Linked DNA regions of Homo sapiens: region 2 is linked to region 1. The links are chromatin contacts, found by Hi-C or POLR2A ChIA-PET in ENCODE. All regions are on one chromosome and are shown on one strand. The core of a region is the stretch at or near the end of the contact, and the rest is flanking DNA. Distances in the headings are between cores, read along the strand shown.

The links. Hi-C counts contacts between places; a loop is a spot of excess contacts on that map. ChIA-PET counts read pairs that join two places held with the same protein, here RNA polymerase II (POLR2A). Pooled maps may share reads with other maps.
Region 2: a loop to region 1 is called in a pooled map, with 2.4 times the contacts of the local background. The contact joins two enhancer-like sites. A Hi-C loop is called at or near these places in 2 of 50 pooled maps. POLR2A ChIA-PET finds 5 or more read pairs at or near these places in 3 of 52 experiments (H1, K562 and activated B cell).

The regions. Positions count from the first base shown.
Region 1 is chr17:75,248,780-75,252,716 of GRCh38, reverse strand. All of the region lies in intron 1 of GGA3 (golgi associated, gamma adaptin ear containing, ARF binding protein 3), which reads left to right. Among named protein-coding and RNA genes, the nearest start is that of GGA3, 11 kb to the left of the region's middle. RefSeq lists a silencer at 1,355-1,649 and enhancers at 1,973-2,082, 2,093-2,192. Within about 2 kb of position 2,481, at least 11 of the 41 ENCODE cell types and tissues checked have a DNase peak (open chromatin) inside an H3K27ac peak, as active enhancers do.
Region 2 is chr17:75,485,270-75,488,690 of GRCh38, reverse strand. TMEM94 (transmembrane protein 94) reads right to left here. Exons shown (of 32, transcript NM_014738.6): 3 at 3,144-3,263; 4 at 2,693-2,820; 5 at 2,265-2,401; 6 at 557-759. Among named protein-coding and RNA genes, the nearest start is that of MIR6785, 12 kb to the left of the region's middle. RefSeq lists an enhancer at 575-624. Within about 2 kb of position 1,275, at least 18 of the 41 ENCODE cell types and tissues checked have a DNase peak (open chromatin) inside an H3K27ac peak, as active enhancers do.

The DNA of each region.
Region 1 (3,937 bases), core at 1,232-3,731:
ATCTTTTGTGGATCTTCAGTTACTTCAGGCCATCTGGATGTATACGTGCAAGTCATAGGGGATGCCATGGCTTGGCTTGGGCTCAGAGGCCTGACAATAGGGACTTTACATAGGATTAGGATGGATTAGAACAGAAGTTCTAGAAGCAGGTGAGAAGGAGTGGAGGGTAGGGATAAGGAAGGAAGGGATTTAAGAAGACATTGAGAAGGAAAGGACCACAAGACTGAGAGGAATGGATGAGGAGAGAGGGAAGAAGGAGTCAAAAAAGAGGTGGGGGAATAGGGGACTTTTGGAAGGTGCAGCATTTATAGGAATAGTGACTTAATAGACCACATGCAGTGGCTCATTCCTGTGGTCCCAGCTACTCAGGAGGCTGAGGTGGGAGCATCGCCTGAGCCCAGGAGTTGGAGGCTACAGTGAGCCATGATCGCCTACTGCAGCCCGGGGCAATAGAGTGAGACCCCCATCTCTAAAAAAAGAACAAGCACACGCCTGTGGGTGGTCCCAGCTACTCAGGAGGTTGAGGTGGGAGGATCACTTGAGCCTGGGAGGCAGAGACTGCAGTGAGCTGTAAGAGCCACTGCACTCCAACCTGGGTGACAGAGTGAGACCCCGTCTCAAACAACAAAAAAGAAAAAAAAAAACGAAAGACGCCAGGCACTGGGACTCACACCTGTAATCCTAGCACCTTGGGAGTTAAAGGCAGGCAGATTGCTTGAGCCTAGGAGTTCAAGACCAGCCTGAGCAACATGGCAAAATTCTGTCTCTACCAAAAGTACAAAAAATTAGCTAGGTGTGATGTGAGTGTCTGTGGTCCCAGCTAGGCTGAGGTAGAAGAATCATCTGAGCCTGGGAAGTTGAGGCTACAGTGAAGCCATGATCGCACCACTGCACTCTTGCCTGAGTGACAGAGTGAGACCCTGTCTCAAAAAAGAAAAAAAAAGGAAGAAGAAAAAGAAATGGGGAAGTCAGGAAAAAGAAGTGATGCTTTTTTTTTTTTTTTTTTTTTTGAGAAGGAGTCTCACTCTAGTCGCCCAGGCTAGAGTGCAGTGGCACAATCTCAGCTCATTGCAACCTCTGCCGCCTGGGTTAAAGCGATTCTCCTGCCTCAGCCTCCCAAGTAGCTGGGATTACAGGCGCCTGCCACTTCGCCTGGCTAATTTTTGTAGTTTTAGTAGAGACAGGGTTTCACTATCTTAGCCAGGCTGGTCTTGAACTCCTGACCTCGCGATCCACCCACCTCAGCCTCTCAAAATGCTGGGATTGCGGGTGTGAGCCACCGTGCCTGGGCCATACATTTGTTTTTACACTCATTTCTGTACCAAATTAGCCCAATTATCTACTGTCTTGTTTTTTGAACTGATTTTTTTTTTTTTTCATGTATTGAACCAGGAGAGCACAGCCTCCTTGAGGGTAAAATCTGTGTCTGGAACTTTTTCTGTAGTCCCTCCAGGGTCTGGCATGCTGACATGCTGTTTACTTCATTGTCTGCGGGTGCTTAACAAAGACTTGGTGATTGACTAAGTTTGTGTTTCCATTCAGGACCCTAGTGAAGGTTGACCTTTATTCCCTTTCCAGCCCATGTTCTTGCTTCTGCTTGTTTGTAAGTCATTTGTTACGTAGATTTTTCTTTTTGGAGATGGAGCCTCACTCTGTGGCCCAGGCTGGAGTGCAATGGCCTGATCTCAGCTCACTGCAGCCTCTGCCTCCTGGGTTCAAGTGGTTCTCCTGCCTTAGCCTCCTGAGTAGCTGGGATCACAGGTGCGCGGAACCATGCCCAGCTAATTTTGTGTTTTTAGTAGAGATGGGGTTTCACCATGTTGGTCAGGCTGGTCTCGAACTCCTAACCTCACGCAGGTGATCCGCCTGCCTCGGCCTCCCAAAGTGCTGGGATTACAGGCGTGAGCCACCGTGCCCAGACCATATGTATATAATTTTTTTTTTTTTTTTTTTTGGAGATGGAGTCTCACTCTGTTGCCCAGGCTGGAGTGCAGTGGTACAATCATGGCTCACTGCAACCTCTGCCTCCTGGGTTCAAGCAGTTCTCCAGCCTCAGCCTTCAAGTAGCTGAGATTACAGGTGTGTGCTACCGTGCCTAGCTAATTTTAGTATTTTTAGTAGAGACAGGATTTCACCATGTTGAACAGGCTGGTCTTGAACTCCTGACCTCAAATGATCCACCTGCCTTGGCCTCCCAAAGTGCTGAGATTACGGGCGTGAGCCACCGCATCCAGCCTGCTATGTAGATCTTGTTTTCTCTGGAATGTTTGAGCCGTGCTGGAATGGGGTACCCAATGCTGCTGTTTCCATCCCCACATGACGTTTTAAGTCCCACGAGAGTAGGCTAGCGATGGAGTGAAGCTGAAAAATGAAAGCAGGAAATCCAGAGACACAGAAACAGATGAGGCTTTCAACAGAGACTCGAAAATAGACAGAAACCATGAGTCAGAGCAGAGCCCGGAGGGGCGGTTCGGGAAGGCAAGGTCTATAGGGGAAGCTCGGGTGTCACCTCTATGCCAGGTGAAGGAAATGTTGAGTGGGTGGGAGGCTGTGTGCATCTGCTGGGGAGGCAGTAGGCAGATGGAAAGATCAAGTCACCCAGAATTATCCCCAGAGGTTCCTTCCCGTTCCTGTGGGCGGGTGAGCTCTGCTTTCTGAGCTGCCCAGAGAGCTGGAGGAGATAGACATGGAACTGACCATTGCAGAAACTAGGGCTTTTTGTGCCCGTGAGTAGGCAAAGAGCTCCCTGTGGATTTGCCATAAAAAGGTCTATCAAGGTGGAAGAAAGTGAGATTCTAGAGAAATTAATACAAGTGAAAAGTGGGCAGGAGTGTTCTTGGAAGTAGAAATGCTGTTGGAAGTCTAATAGACTTGGGAAGAAGATAACGTATGGTGAATACCAGTTGCTTCGGGGGTTGGGGGGATCCACATTTTACTCTGTACTCAGAAGATGCTTTTCCCCGTGCAAAAAGTGAAAGTGAGTGGGCCAGTTTTTCTTCTGTCACAAGGTGTATGACTGTTCCCAAAATAATAGCCCTGGGGGATGGGGATTGCTTCTCAGACCATTCAATTTTTGTACCCTGTAGACTTTTGGTGTTATGTGAGAACTTTAAGCACCTGATAGGAATTAGTAACAGAGCTACGCTAATGCCTGAGGAAATTTCAGACAATTGGTGGGAGAGACTTGGCATTTGGAATGTGATAGCTGGTAGGCTACCATACAGTAATGCAGGATTGCCAGACATTTCTTTCCAAATGGCTACCCTTGATTACATTTAACTCCCCTCCTTTCAAGCTCCAGATTTTGAAGGACCTGTTAATTCTCTTTCAAGATTGAAGACAGACACCTTCTTTTTCTTCTAAAGAGGAACCTAGGCGGGGTGCGGTGGCTCCCGCCTGTAATCCCAGCACTTTGGGAGGCCAGGGCTGGTCTTGACCTCCTTACCTGAGGTCAGGAGGCCTGGCCACCATGGCGAAACCCCATCTCTACTAAAAATACAAAAAGTAGCCAGGCATAGTGGCGCATGCCTATAATCCCAGCTACTCGGGAGGCTGAGGCAGGAGAATAGCTCGAACCTGGGAGGTGGAGGTTGCAGTGAGCCTAGATCGCGCCACTGCACTCCAGCCTGGGTGACACAGCGAGACTCAATCTCAAAATAAATAAATAAATAAATATGAACCTAAACCATCAGAATCTTCCCCTTGCAGCCACAACAGAAACACTGCCGGGGAGGCCGAGCCCCGACCTGGGAAGCAGGGTGATACACTGGGTGCCACGGGCCTTCCCTCTGCCTGGCAGCTGTCGCTACTCAGATCCCTGCAGCCCTGTTGCCAGTGAAGGAGCTGGAGTCTCTGTTATGATGTGTTCATCCAGCTGGTGAGTTTTTTTTTTTTTGTTTTGTTTTTTTTGTTTTTGTTTTTGTTTTTTTTTTAGACA
Region 2 (3,421 bases), core at 26-2,525, 240 kb before region 1:
ATCTAAGTACAGACATTCGCTGGGGTTAGGAGCCATCAGTTAGCCCAGAGTCCACTGGGACAGGGCCTGTGGGACTAGACTTTTAGCGAGAATAAAGAACAGCACAGGGGGCCAGGCGTGGTGGCTCACACCTGTAATTCCAGCACTTTGGGAGGCCAAGGCAGGTGGATCACCTGAGGTCAGGAGTTCGAAACCAGCCTGGCCAACATGCCGAAACCCCATCTCTACCAAAAAATAAAAAATAAGCCAGTTGAGGTGTGGTGGCATGTGCCTGTAATCCCAGCTACTGGGGAGGCTGAGGTGGGAGAATCGCTTGAACCCAGGAGGCAGAGGCTTCAGTGAGTTGAGATCGTGCCACTGCACTCCAGCCTGGGCGACAGGGTGAGACCCTGTTTCAAAAAAAAGAACAGCAGGGTGGAGGAAGATGTTCCAGAGCCTCTGCCAAAAAGCCAGTAAGCTGGCCGGGAAGCTTCCGGATGAAGTCTGGGGACCCTCCCATCGTTGCCTGTGGATGTTCCCACCGCATTTCCAAGGGAGAAGGAAAGCCTCAAGCTACCTTGATCCCCCTCAGAGAAGCAAACGATTCCTGGCCAGGCCTCAAAGCTATGATGTCTCCTTCAACCAGCAGGCTGACTGGCAGGTTGACCAGGTGTCCGTCTCTGTAGGCCCAGTGCAAGGACCAGGATGGCGCAAAAGGCATGTGGAGGTCTGGATACATGGCACTGGGCCACTGGATCTCCCTGCCATCCCTGAGGGCATCTGAGGGGAATGGAAAGAGGGAAACAACCCTCTCAGCCACGGCCCTGCCCCCCAGTCAGATACAGCAGCACTTCCGGAAGCACTGTCTGCCCACTTCCTCTCCCAGGAGGTCTGCGTCAAACCCCTCCACTCGTTCCAACACTTCCCTGCTTTCAAGGATGCCTCCCTTATAAAGCCCTACCCGGCCACTCCAGCCCCAGAGCCTCTACCTCCTCTCAACACCTGGAGCTCTCGTTCTTTGTACCCCCATCCCATTCAGATACACTTCACAAACATTGCAGAGGGCCTGTGAGGGGTGCAAGGTGGAGACAACAACATAGCTCCTCAAGGAGCCACAACCCAGTGGGGCAGATGAGACATGTGGACAGATAACGCCAAACAAGGCAAACACGGCTAAGCATTAACAAAGATCCCTGTGCTGCAGGAGTCCAGAAGAGGGAGCAAACCGATTTGCTGGGGCGATCAGAGGTGGCTTCCTGAAAGAGGAAGCACTGGGGATGGGCCTGGAAGAATGGTTTTGTCAGCTGGAGATGAGTGAGGGAGAAGCTCACCAGCAGAGAACAGTGGAGAGAGGCACAGAGGCAGAGGCTGATACACAGTGGGCCTAGGACTGGTGAGTAGTTTCAGCATCAGAATGAGGAGGAAGAGAAGAGGCTGGAGAGGAAGGTGAGCCTGTGTTGGAGGCTCTGGGAGGCCACTCGTGCCTCTGGGATGGCTTCCATAAGCAAAAGGGAGCCACTGATGCTCCTGGGCAGGAGACTAAGCTCCGGAAAGCAGGGCCCATCTTTTGCCATCACCATTGCACTCCCAGTGCCTGGCACATGGTGGCAATTAACCATCTCAGAACGAAAGGACAAACTCACTTAGCATCTAAACGTCCACTGCCCAGGTCTGTTGGAGAAAGGTCTCATGAGTGGGTGCTGCTTCTCCCACAGCACCACATGCCCCTGGACAGCAGGAGCCACCGTCCCTCAAAAGAGCCTCAACAACCCTCAATCCGCAGCCAAGCTTCATAAACACCGCCTGAATGAAAGGCCAAGCAGAAATCCAAGCCACTCCCCTCCCTTTTGGAGCTGGGCTGCTCCATCTCAGGCTCCCGGCCCCTACCCCACCCCAATTCCTGCAGGTATGTCTGCCCACCTTCCCATGTCTCCCAGCACAGTACACCAGACAAGATGGACTTGAACGAGAAAACTTCAATCATCCTCCTGCCATGTGAGAGGACTTCCCTGTTGGTTTCCCAACGTGAGCCAGCCTGCAAGCCCACCTGCCACTGTTGGCCTTCCTGCCTGCCCAGCCCTCTGCCTGGGCACCCACCACCATCCCACAGCTCTCACTGCCCTGCTCAAAAGAGAGTGGGCATCCTTCTAACTCCCCAGATGACAAGAGCCCCTGCAATGCTGGCCACAGGCAACCCGTCTGTGCTGGGGTGCAGGAGGGGAGCCCTCAGGGCTCTGATATGTCCGGTCATCTTTTCCCACCAATATGCCTGCCCTTGACCTCACCTTGGATTTGGTCAATGATCCCTCGCAGCCTCCGCTCTACCTCCCGACGCTTCAGCCGGTCTTGCCGCCCGATGAGCACAAGGTTGAGAAGCAGTAACAGGAACAAGGCCGAGGCATTCACCAGCCCCACCCCACGGCTGGTGGGAGGAAAGAGAGGCCGCACCCACAGGGAGTGAGGGCTCGCCCACCCAGCAGCCCCCAGGCCACAGCTCCCCTTCCCACCCCAGTCCCTTGTGGAAAGACTGTCCCGTTCTGGTGCCCTGACACCAGCTAGGCCTCTGACCCCATTCAAGGGACTGAGGAGGTTCCCTTACATCCCAGGAGCAGCTTGGGGGTGACAGCCCCCAAGAGCCCTGGTCTGTCCCAGGTGCCGCGGCAGGATGGACAGCACAGCTGGAGAGGTTGGGGAGCAGCCCCTGGGCGCACACCTCCCGGCTGGCTGTCCCCCGCAGCAGCCCAGCAGCAGCAGCACGGCCAGTAGCATGAGTGAGGCCCCCGGCCAGTGGAAGCAGGAGCAGCGGTTACTGTGGTGGAGGAAGCTGCTTCTCCACACCTCCTGGGAAGTTCGGACAGGGAGGGGACAATGAGAGGCCTGTCCCACTCCAATCTGGCTGCCTCCCCCGGCACCCTTCCCAGCCCCCATGGCCGCCTTGGTCCCCTCTCTTTGACCTCGGCTGGGCTCCAGCCTGTTGGGCTCCTGCAGCAAGCAGGCTCAGGAGCCACTCTGAGGGGAACCTTGGCTTCTTTCTGATATTTCATGAGGCCTCAGTTGGGTCACACTGTCCAGGGTGACAGGGTACATCAGAGTCCTGAGAAGGGGCCTCCCACACTTCCCTGCCATCCCAGCCAGGCCCTGGTAGCCCCGAGAAGAAGCTTCACCTTCCACGTCAGACACTTCTTCCGCTCCCTGAGATGTCCTTCCAGCACTGCCTCCAGCTGCTCCTTCAGGACGCTGAGGGCCTTCCGCGTGGACAGGCCCAGGGCTGAGGGAGGCTCGCCCTGCAGGCAAGCAGGAGGCGCTGGGCGTCACTGCCAGGCCAAGGCTATGCAAGGCACGCGGGCCCCAACCCTCCCCTTCCCTGGCCCTTCATCCTTCCCCTCCTCTGGGATCCTCACATCTCTTCCCCTACCAGCTCTGGCCTCTCAAGGTGTGACCA